Linked DNA regions of Homo sapiens: regions 1 and 2 are each linked to region 3. The links are chromatin contacts, found by Hi-C or POLR2A ChIA-PET in ENCODE. All regions are on one chromosome and are shown on one strand. The core of a region is the stretch at or near the end of the contact, and the rest is flanking DNA. Distances in the headings are between cores, read along the strand shown.

Region 1 (3,432 bases), core at 1-2,500, 110 kb before region 3:
TGAGACCAGCCGCCTAGGTAACATGGTAAAACCTCATCTCTACAAAAAAACAAAACAAAAAAACTAGCCGGACATGGGGGCATGTACCTGTAGTCCCACCTACTCGGGAGTCTGAGGTGGGAGGATCCCATGAGCCTGGGAGGTTGAGGCTGCAGTGAGACATGATTGCACCACTTCACTCCAGCCTGGGTGACACAGTAAGACCCTGTCTCAAAAACCAAACAGAAACCCAAACAACTCCCTTAAGGCTGGGCGTGGTAGCTCCTACCCATAATCGCACCTCTCAGGGAGGCTGAGTTGGAGGATTGCTTGAGACCAACCTGGACAACTCCCTCTCTATAAGAAATAGAAAAATGAGGCCAGGCACATGGCTCATGTCTGTAATCTCAGCACTTCGGGAGGCTGAGGTGAGCAGATCACTTGAGGTCAGGAGTTCGAGACCAGCCCGGCCAATGTGGCAAAACCCCGTCTCTACTAAAAATACAAAAATTAGCTGGGCGTGGTGACACACACCTGTAATCCCAGCTACTGGGGAGGCTGAGGCAGGAGAATTGCTTGAGCCCAGAAGGCGGAGGTTGCAGTGAACCGAGATTATGCCACTGCACTCCAGCCTGGACAACAGAGAATCGGCTTCAAAAAAGAAAAGTCAGGGGGCACAGTGGCCCACACCTGTTGTTCCAGCTACTCGGGAGGCTGAGGCGGGAGGATTGCTTAAGTGCAGGTGTTTGAGGCTGCAGTGAGCTGTGGTTGCACCACTGCACTGCAGCCTGGGTGACAGAGTGAGACCCCGTCTCTAAAAGAAATTTAAAAAGTTCTGTCTCAGAATCCTTGTTTTCCAGCTGTCTGTTTTGAGAAATTTGAGTCCTACAAAAAAGTTCAGTGAGTCATGGCCACAAACCCTCCACCTAGATCCACCAATTGTGTTTTGACACGCTTGGTTTTTATGAGCAAGCCTCCTACGAATGAGAGTGTTCCTGAGAGCCACACAGCCTCATCACCACAAAAGAGGTGACGCCACGACTCACCAGGGTCCGTCTTGGCCCCTTGCTGTCCAGGGAACAACCCGTGCCGCTGATTTGTGTTCCTGGTTGAGGGTCCGGTGCTGTGTGTATATAGTTGTGATGTCTTTCTAGTCTTTAATTGAGAAGGTTCTGCCTCTTTGTTGTGGTTGTTGCTGCTTTGTGGCATTTTTGACGAGTTCAGGTCAGCTGACCATCCCACACGCTGGATTTGTCTGCTTCCTCACAGTTGGGCTTGGGTTGAGCCTGTGGCTGAGAGTAGCCTCTGGGTGGCAGTGTCCTCTGCTCTCCCATCCGGGGCCTGCAGTGGGACACTATGTCAGATCCCCGGAGATGGTGTCTTTTTTCCTTTGTAATTAATGAATAATCCAGTGGTGACACTGAGCATGTCCTGGTGAGCTGTGTGACTCCTGCCTGATAATGGTGGTTTTTCTAGCCTGTCCTTTCCTTTCACGTTTATTGGTTGGCGTTCTGAGAAGAGCCGCCTTTTCTCCCATCACTTAGTGTGCAGTGTGCTACCTGTCACCTGTCTGTCACCTGTCAGTCACTGTCACCTGTCACTGTCACTGTCACCTGTCACTGTCCATCTTTTTGATGCTTGACGGTTCCACCTTTGGCCGGTGGCCACCTCAGTCTGGTGGTGTCTTTTGCCGTGTTCTGGCGTTTTTCGTTTATGTTTTGAGCCCTCCCTTATGTTCTGGGTTAAGCAGATGCTGCAGGCACCTCTGAACATTCCCTGCCTGGCCCTGGAATCAGCCTGGCTCCTCTGAGTGGGGAGTGGTGTTGAGAAACCTCGATCTAGACGCCGGGCATGCTCCATGCTCCCGGAGTGTCTTCTCCCATCACCGCACCCTCCGGTTGATGTGTCCTCCGGACCATTGACTCACGGGTGTGTGTAGGCAGAAGGGGTGGAAGCGAGGAAAGGCGTTGCTGAGGAGGCCCGGAGGGAGCGGGTTCTGGCTGTGCTGGCACTAGCCAGGCTGGCAGGCTGCGTGGGTACTTCTGTGATTTTCCTCTCAAGTGCACGTGGCTTTTTCTTGCACTGTTTCGTGTGTGTGCTTTATTTCACAATAAAACTCTTGAATTAAGTATGCATAGAAACTATTTCTTTTTTCTCTGGGTGGCAAGATTATGAAAAAATTTTCTTACGCTTTTCTATATTTTCCAAGTTTGAATTTCACTGTAAGCACCTGGCTTTGTACCGCCCTTTTTCTGTTACACAGTCATCATTTGCTTGCTTGTTGTGGGAGCACTTTTGCACAGGTCTGCTTGGTTAGTGAAAGCATGTCTCCCTTTCTAGGAAGGTTGTGCAGGACCAGCGTTCCCTGTGCAGGCGCCACTGCGTTTCCTGCAGATTCCGACCGGCACTGCAACGGATTCCCTGCCGGAGCTGAGGTCACCAACAGGCCGTCGCCATGGAGACCCCTGGTACTTCTCATTCCCCTGCGCCTGGGGCTCACGGACATCAACGAGGCCTACGTGGAGACGCTGAAGGTGGGTCCTGCCGTGCGGCGCTTGCCCTGAGTCCCCGTCCCCTTCTCCCAGTTCTTAGTCACTTTCAGCGCATCGTCGTCACGTGGCCATTTGTGCAGCCGGCTCTCGGGGGAGGGGTAAACAACCCTGGTTTACACCGTTGCCCAAGGGGTGAGTGGGCGTGAGGCACGTCCATCAGTAGGCACGTGCTGCTTTCGTTCTGCAAGTGTCAAGGCGAGTGTCGAGGATGAAAGCATGAGGCGCTTGCAGGGGGTCCTTGGAACCAGGTGCCACTCCTCGGCCTGACGGGGAGCCCCGCCCCCTCCCGGGTCTCCACTGTGCCCCAGGCATGCCCACCCCACTCCCCCACAGCCCTCTTGGCCTGAGGTCCCTTCGGAGGGTGGGTTGGCCTGTGAGGAAGGGACGTGTGGGCAGGGCCTGGGGATGGGCAGGGCTGTGTGAGGAGCTCCAGCCACAGGCTCCCCCATGTCATGAAAGCAAAAGGGGGCGGGGAGCGGTGGCTCATGACTGTAATCCCAGCACTTTGGGAGGGCAAAGCGGGCAGATCACGAGGTCAGGAGTCTGAGACCAGCCTGGCCAACATGGTGAAACCCTGTCTCTACTAAAAATATAAAAATTAGCCGGGCATGGTGGTGCGCGCCTGTAGTCCCAGCTACACAGGAGGCTGAGGCAGGAGAATCTCTTGAACCCAGGAGGCGGAGCTTGCAGTGACCCGAGATCATGCCATTGCACTCCATCCTGGGTGACAGAGTGAGACTCCATCTCAAATAAAAAAAAAAAAAAAGCAAGCAGAAGGGAAAACCATCCTTTCTTCAGGTAACTCAAATTTTAGACCAAGGAGTCACATTTGTATGGAACTGAAATGTGGCTTCCTGTTAAAATTATTCAGTTGTCTGAACTTGGCCCCTCCGTCCAGCCT
Region 2 (3,488 bases), core at 860-3,359, 85 kb before region 3:
AAGAACACACATCAACATTAAGTGTTGAATGAAGAGGAAACCTACTACAATGATGTAAAACAAAAAAAGGTGGTAGGAGAGTTCATATAAACTCAGTTACTAATGTATCAATATTGGTTATCAATTTTAACAAATGTAACATAACACAGCACATAAATAATGGGGAAGGGGGGAAGGCAGGGGTAGTATGTAGGGAGCGCTCTACATACTCTACTTTTTGATCAGTTTTTCTATATACCTAAAGCTATCTTTAAAACATTAAGTCTATGAGGCCAGGGGTTTGAGACCAGCCTGGGCGTGATATGGTGAGACCTTGACTCTACATTAAAAAAAAAAAAAAAAATTAGCCGGGCTTGGTAGCATGCCCCTATGGCCCTAAGCTACTCAGGATGCTGAGGTGGGAGGACTGCTTGAGCCTAGGAAGTTGAGGCTGCAGTGAGCCATGATCGGGTGCCACTGCACTCCAGCCTGGGCCACAGAGCAATACCTTGTCTTAAAAATAAAAAAAAAAGGGCCAGGTACGGTGGCTCACACCTGCGTAATCCCAGAACTTTGGGAGGCCGAGGCGAGTGGATCACAAGGTCAAGAGAGACCATCCTGGCCAACATGGTGAAACCCTGTCTCTACTAAAAATACAAAAATTAAATTTAAAAATAAAGTAAATTAAAATTGCAAAAATTAGCTGAGCATGCTGGGGCGCGCCTGTAGTCCCAGCTACTCGGGAGGCTGACGCAGGAGAATCGCTTGAACCTGGGAGGCGGAGGTTGCAGTGAGCCGAGATCACACCTCTGCCTGGCGACAGAGCGGAACTCCGTCTAAAAAAACCCGAAAAACTGAAGTCTATTAGTTATGGGGTGTGGGGAGCAGGAGGACGAAACAGCATTCATTAGCGCCCTTTGGGAACTAGGGCGCTTCACCACCTCTGCCCACAGGACTGCTAAACAGAAGAACATCAGGCCCAGCACTACTGTCACTGTCATTCAGAATCGAGTGCTGCGTTCACTGAATCTCAGGAGGAAGGAAAGTGGCAAGGGCAGAGGGAGCAGTGTGCAATGGTTTTTACACTTGTTCCCAGCGATTTGCAGAAAAAAGCAGGTGCACCGAGTGATCCTCCACGTCACTTTTCTTTTGCAAGTAGGAACTCAGAAGTTTGCCGATTTCAGTTGATCTTTCTAGAAAAAAAGAGAAACACACAAAATGCAAGTGAGATCAGGCTTTCCCTCTATATTACAATATAGTTTGGACTGAATTTCTCCCGGACTCAAGTCTCACGTTGAATTTTACTTTACTAAATCTCTAGACAGGCTTGGATCTTCTGCGGAAGCCAAAGGAATTTCTCTGAGCAATAACAGCAATCTGCAAACAAGCTGGGATGAAAAATGCTTTAGGAAAAAAGAACTCGGGTAGAAAGTAGAGACTTCAAAGAAAGCATTTATAAAATTTGTGGACTGGGTGGCCAAAGATTAAGGTCAATGCTTCACTTGAAAACTTTTAAATATATGCTATAAAACCCCTGAAAGCGCGAACAGCCATCAAACAAAACACAACACCAGAAAAACCCACAAAAACGAGACATGGATTACAAAAGAGCTGGAGGAGACTTTTGGGGGAGACACCACGGTTTCGCGCGGGTTTACACGTCAGTCATCACCATACCCCGCACTTAAAGACACGCAGCGTGGACCGGGCGCGGTGGCGCGCGCCTATGTTCCCGGCTACCCGGGAGGCTGAGGCGGGAGGATCGCTTGAGCCCGGGAGGTCCAGGCTGCCGTGGGCCGAGATGGCGCCACTGCACTCCAGCCTGGGCGACACAGGGAAAGCCCGTCTTTCAAAATAAAAACCGCACAGTTCACAGCACGCCAGCCGCAGACAACGAAGCGGAGCAAAGAGCCCCTGGGAAGGCAGAGGCACCGAAGGCCGCGGCGCACCCCCCGCCGCGCGCACCCACCCGGGAACCGGAGCAGTTCGGCGCGGTGGCCCGCGGCGCACAGCGCTTCCACCAGCTTGCGGCTCTGCGTGCTCTTCCCGGCGCGGTCCACGCCCTCCAGCACTATGAGAGCCCCGCGCCGGGCCGCCATGACTGTCCACCGCCCGCCGCTGGCGTCTCCACGCAGCCTTCCGGAGCTCCCATTGGCCGGCGTCAACAGCGCGCGCCGTGATTAGCTAGTATTTCCCGGCCTCGGCCAAATTCGAAGGGATTGGCCGGGGCCGGGGCGAGGACGACGCGCGGTGGGACCGACACCCGCGCCTGCGCCCTGGGCCGCGCCGCCACTGGAGCCGTGTCCTGGGCTTCCGGGGCGGAAACTGGGGCCCCGTGTCCCGTGCGGGCCTCCGTCCTCGGGCGAGCAGGGCCCTTCGCTCCGGGAGGGGAGGTGACGCGGCGCGGGCTGGACGGCCGGAGACGCGGGGTCAGGGCGCGGACGAGGGGAGCGCAGGGTCGGAGGGGCTCCCGGACGCTGCCCGCCCAGCGTCGGCTCTCGTTGGCCCCTGGCTGCGCGCAGCGGGCCCGACTCTCAGGGCCCTGCGGTGCCCGCTGCCAGCGTGAGGGCTCCGGTCACGCGGCGCGCGAGACGAACGAGCGAGATGCTTCCCGAAGCGCGGGGCCCAGTGCAGGGGCTCAGCCGGGGCTCCTCCCAAAGCTCACCTGGAGCCCAGCACGACTGCGTTCTGGAAACGCTGTGTTTGACAGCAGGGGCAGGATGGGGGGCTGTGTAGACGCTGGCCACGTGGCAATTGTAGGAGAACCATGGGATCGATAAATGTTCACTGTTGTCCCTGAAGCGCAAAACTGCAGGGCTCTGGAAAGTCCGTGTGTGTGTTTTTGTTGTTTTTGTTTGTTTGAGACAGAGTCTCGCTCTGTCACCCAGGCTGGAGTGCGGTGGCGCGATCTCTGCTCACTGCAACCTCCGCCTCCCGGGTTCAAGCGATTCTCCTGCCTCAGCCTCCCGAGTAGCTGGGACTGCAGGCGGCCGCCACGACGCCCGGCTAATTTTTTGTATTTTTAGTAGAGACGGGGTTTCACCGTGTTAGCCAGGATGGTCTTGATCTGACCTCGTGATCTGCCCGCCTCGGCCTCCCAGAGTGCTGGGATTACAGGCGTGAGCCACCGCGCCTGGCCGAAAAGTCCGTTTTAAAAGATGATGTATACAAATTATAGCACGGAGAGGGAACGGGCAAGTTGTTTCCTCTTTCCATGCCTCCAACTCCTCTGAAATGTGGGTCATGATGATAATAGGAAAAACTGTCTCTGCCATAGAGAGGTGGAAAAAGTCCCGCGAAGTGTCCCCGGTATCTAGAAAGCGCTCAGTAGTGTTTGCTGTTATCTTAGGGATATCAGGCTGCCTGGACATTTCTCAGGTGAGACTTTTTGTTATTTTAGATATCTAAAATACTACTATCTATATGTGCCATATTGTCAGTTGTCAGCTAGACATCACTTTCTCTGCTTAGCAGAAGAAATGGTAGGAACTGCATTTCCCAGAATCATC
Region 3 (3,569 bases), core at 961-3,460:
GGGGGCCTTGGTCCAGCATGATTTTTTTTTTTTGAGACAGGATCTCACTCTGTCACCCAGGCTGGAGTGCAGGGGTATAGTCACAGCTCAGTGCAGCCTCCACCTCCTGGGCTCAAGTGATCCTCCCACCTCAGCCTCCTGAGTAGCTGGGAGTACAGGTGTGAGCCATCATGCCCAGATAATTTTTTTTTTTTTTTTTGAGACAGAGTCTTGTTCTGTCACCCAGGCTGGAGTGCAGTGGTGCGATCTTGGCTCACTGCAAGTTCCGCCTCCCGGGTTCACGCCATTCTCCTTCCTCAGCCTCCCGAGTAACTGGGACTACAGGTGTCCACCACCGTGCCCGGCTAATTTTTTGTATTTTTAGTAGAGATGGGGTTTCACCTTCTTAGCCAGGATGGTCTTGATCTCCTGACCTCATGATCTGCCCGCCTCGGCCTCCCAAAGTGCTGGGATCACAGGCATGAGCCACCGCACCCGGCCATGCCCAGATAATTTTTAAATTTTTTTTTTTGTAGAGATGAGGTGTCCCTGTGTTGCCCAGGCTGGTCTTGAACTCCTGGCCTCCAGCGGCCTCCCACCTCAGCCTCCCAAAGTGCTGGGATTACAGGCCCGAGCCTCTGCGTCCAGCCGATCCAGCATGCTTTGAAGGCACAAATCAGGGGCACTTTCATGCTGGCCCAGCAGAGCCAGTGGGTCCCGCCCAATGCCTGGGCTACTTCCTGCTGTGCCTGGGGGCACCTGGGGCTGTCCTGCCTCACTGGCCAAGGCCCGGCTCTGTCCCTGGGCTCTGGCCACTGTTCTGCCATCCCAGGCTGGGTACCCATGGGCAGCCCGACAGTATCTGTTGCACAGAGCAGACCCCAGGCCCCATGGGTGCCTGACACGAAGCCCCACAGCGTGTGCCCGCGTCCCCCGAGGTCAGCCGGCGGCTCCTGCCCTTCCCTCTGACCTCTGGTTGGGGGCCGGCCATTTTTCTGCTTGTTCCTCTAGCTCTGCTACTGGGCACATGGTCCGTGCTGGGTAGGCTGCAGGCCAGGGTGAGTTGCTGACCCGCTGACCCTGGCTGTGCACCTGCCCTCCTGCCCTGGGTGGCTGCTGCTGGCCCAGGGGTGACTTGGGGGCTTTCAAGCTTCTGCCCGTGCTGGCCGCACGACCCCACGTCCCACCCTGGGTAGGGACTTGTGATTCTCAGAGCTGGGGTCCGTTGCTTTCCTAAGGACCTCCGGCCCTGGTCGTGGTCTAAATGCTCACTCCTGTTGTTGGAGAGGCCAGCCGGGTGACAGGGAAAAGCCCAGAGCCCCGGGCTTCCCGTGAGGATCTGGGCTCAGCATGGGCTGTGGGGCTGCAGAGGCCTGGCCTTGCCTGCTGAGGGACACCCGCTGGTAGTGCCTGCAGAGGGGGGAGGAGGAATTCCTCCCCCTAGTGCCCTCTGGACCCTGGGAGAGCAAGACCTCTGCATCCACACTGCCTTCCGCTGGGCCTCTGGGGACTGGGGAAGCGGACACAGTCCAGGACTGTTGGAGGAGGAAGAGGCTGCGGCTGCTCTTCCCTGGGGGTCCGGCTCCAGGAGGCTGCGGTGACCGTTGGGCCGGAGCAGGCCAGTGCCGGGCACGTCCTGCCCATGACAGCCCTGCTGCCAGCCGTGGGCACTTGTTCCTGGAGCTCCGTGGCTGGGTCCTGCCGTCTCCGCTGCTGCCCTGCCCTGCCATGTTCACCTCCAGTTTATCCAGCAATGGGGAGAGGGGCTTCTTAGATCCCCCTCAGGCTTTTCTTTTGTGCCTTTAGATATGTGAAATACAACACAGCCAGGCAAAGCAGGTGCCGGTGAGACACCTGGCTGGCCCGAGCTGGCCCGAAGAACTGCCTGTCTGCCATGAGGAAAACCCACACTGCGTGGTGGCTGGGAGGCCAGGAGTTTTCACAAGCCGGAAACCTGTTAGATTTCTCTACCTGACAGCAGGAAAATCTGATGAGACCCGATCGCATCCAGGCAGGCCGTGTTCTCGCAGCCCGCGGGTTAACACAGACTCCGAGTGACTCCGACGCAGGAGAACGCGGCGAATCTGCGTGAGGCAGGCCACCAGCCTTGGTGCCCCGGAGACAGCTCCCCCAACGGCCATGTGACGGCGTTGAGTGTCCGTGGTCAGGTGTGTGTAAGAGACGCGCAGAGAATTCCACGCCGTCCCAACCTCCCAGCCGGAGGCTCTGACGAGGCCTGCAGCCACGCGGAAAGAGCAATGAGGAGCACGTGTGTGGGGAGGAAGGCGGGTTCTGGCCCCGTTCCTTCCGCAGCAGCTCCGGCCTGGCGGGTTCTGACGGAATTCTGCAGCGGCTCCAGCCAGGGTCGTCGGGGCGGGGTGGGTGCTCAGGGGCGGCCTTTGTGTTCGGATTAGAAGCTGGTGATTGTCACATTAAGACCTCTAAGCTGCTGCAATCTGAGAAGATGTTACACAACCAGGGCCCCTGAGCTGAGGCCAAGGAGGGGGCCAGGAGAGTGGTGGGAGGGGCCCCAGGCAGGGCCAGAGCTGCCTGTGTACAGCAGGGGAGAGGGGAGAAGGGGTGGGCCGGGTGGTCTCAGCCCCAGGGAGAGTGGAGTGCCCGCCCCTCCCCTCCCCCAGGACGGCTGGCCCCTGGGAGAGCCCCTGGGGGAGCCAGTTTCCTGTAAGCAGAAGGGCAAGTGGTTGGGACCCAGAGGTGTCTGACAGTTGTGGACTTAGAGCCCAGAGGAAGGGTTTGGGGTTTGGGGCTCCTGGGACGCCGCAGGCCCCTGAGGACGTCCATCAGGATCCTGGCAGTGTGGAGGTGTAGGGTCCAGCCCTACGGGGCTTAGCGGGTGTTTTCCCTGTGTGTGGAGATGAGGGATTGTAATAAATAAAGACACAAGATAAAGAGAGAAAGAGAAAGCAGCTGGGCTCTGGGGACCACTACCATCAAGACGCGGGGACCAGTAGTGGTCCCAGAGGGCTAGGCCCACTGATATTTATTGCATACAAGACAAGGGGGCAGGGTAAGGAGGGTGAATCTTCTCAGTGATTGACAAGGTGAAGTAAGTCATGTGATTACAGGATAGGGGGCCCTTCCCTTTTAGGTAGCCGAAGCAGAGACGGAAGGCAGCAAACGTCAGCATTTTCTTCTCTGCACTTATAAGAAAGATCAAAGACTTTAAGACTTTCACTATTTGTTTTACCGCTATCTGCTACGAACTTCAAAGAGGAACCAGGAGTACAGGAGGAGTATGAAATGCAACAAAGAGTAATATTAAAAGCTAATGATTAATAATGTTTATAATAATGATTGATAATTGTCCATGATCATCTCTATATCTAATTTGTATTATGACTAATCTTATTCCAACTATTTTCTTTATTATACTGAAACAGTTTGTGCCTTCAGTCTCTTGCCTCGGCACCTAGGTACTTTCGCCCACATGGAGGCAGAGGTGACAGGCGTACAGGGCAGTGTGTCTGGACCCAGATGGCAGGCACGTTAACGACCAGTGACCAGGGCTCTGCCCACCTGGCCCGGCGCGTTGGCCCCCCAGCGATGTGGCTTCACGCCGGCTGCTTTCC

The links. Hi-C counts contacts between places; a loop is a spot of excess contacts on that map. ChIA-PET counts read pairs that join two places held with the same protein, here RNA polymerase II (POLR2A). Pooled maps may share reads with other maps.
Region 1: a pooled map shows a loop between it and region 3 (2.3-fold over the local background). The contact joins two enhancer-like sites. A Hi-C loop is called at or near these places in 1 of 50 pooled maps. POLR2A ChIA-PET finds 5 or more read pairs at or near these places in 2 of 52 experiments (activated T-cell and common myeloid progenitor, CD34-positive).
Region 2: a loop to region 3 is called in a pooled map, with 4 times the contacts of the local background. The contact joins the promoter of DTYMK here to the enhancer-like site in region 3. A Hi-C loop is called at or near these places in 1 of 168 maps with a recorded cell type or tissue (natural killer cell), 1 of 37 single-sample maps with no recorded cell type and 3 of 50 pooled maps. POLR2A ChIA-PET finds 5 or more read pairs at or near these places in 10 of 52 experiments (BJ, CD4-positive, alpha-beta memory T cell, CD8-positive, alpha-beta memory T cell and 7 more).

Annotation. Positions count from the first base shown.
Region 1 is chr2:241,664,326-241,667,757 of GRCh38, forward strand. It overlaps ATG4B (autophagy related 4B cysteine peptidase), which reads left to right. Exons shown (of 13, transcript NM_013325.5): 8 at 2,320-2,513. Among named protein-coding and RNA genes, the nearest start is that of DTYMK, 21 kb to the right of the region's middle. RefSeq lists an enhancer at 1,159-1,764. Within about 2 kb of position 1,251, at least 4 of the 41 ENCODE cell types and tissues checked have a DNase peak (open chromatin) inside an H3K27ac peak, as active enhancers do.
Region 2 is chr2:241,684,706-241,688,193 of GRCh38, forward strand. DTYMK (deoxythymidylate kinase) reads right to left here and starts at 2,110. Exons shown (of 5, transcript NM_012145.4): 1 at 1,949-2,110; 2 at 1,064-1,172. The coding sequence starts at 2,078. It also overlaps a transcript of ING5 not described here. RefSeq lists silencers at 1,700-2,009, 2,057-2,319, 2,070-2,599.
Region 3 is chr2:241,769,246-241,772,814 of GRCh38, forward strand. No RefSeq gene overlaps it. Among named protein-coding and RNA genes, the nearest start is that of GAL3ST2, 5.8 kb to the right of the region's middle. RefSeq lists an enhancer at 1,518-2,430. Within about 2 kb of position 2,211, at least 4 of the 41 ENCODE cell types and tissues checked have a DNase peak (open chromatin) inside an H3K27ac peak, as active enhancers do.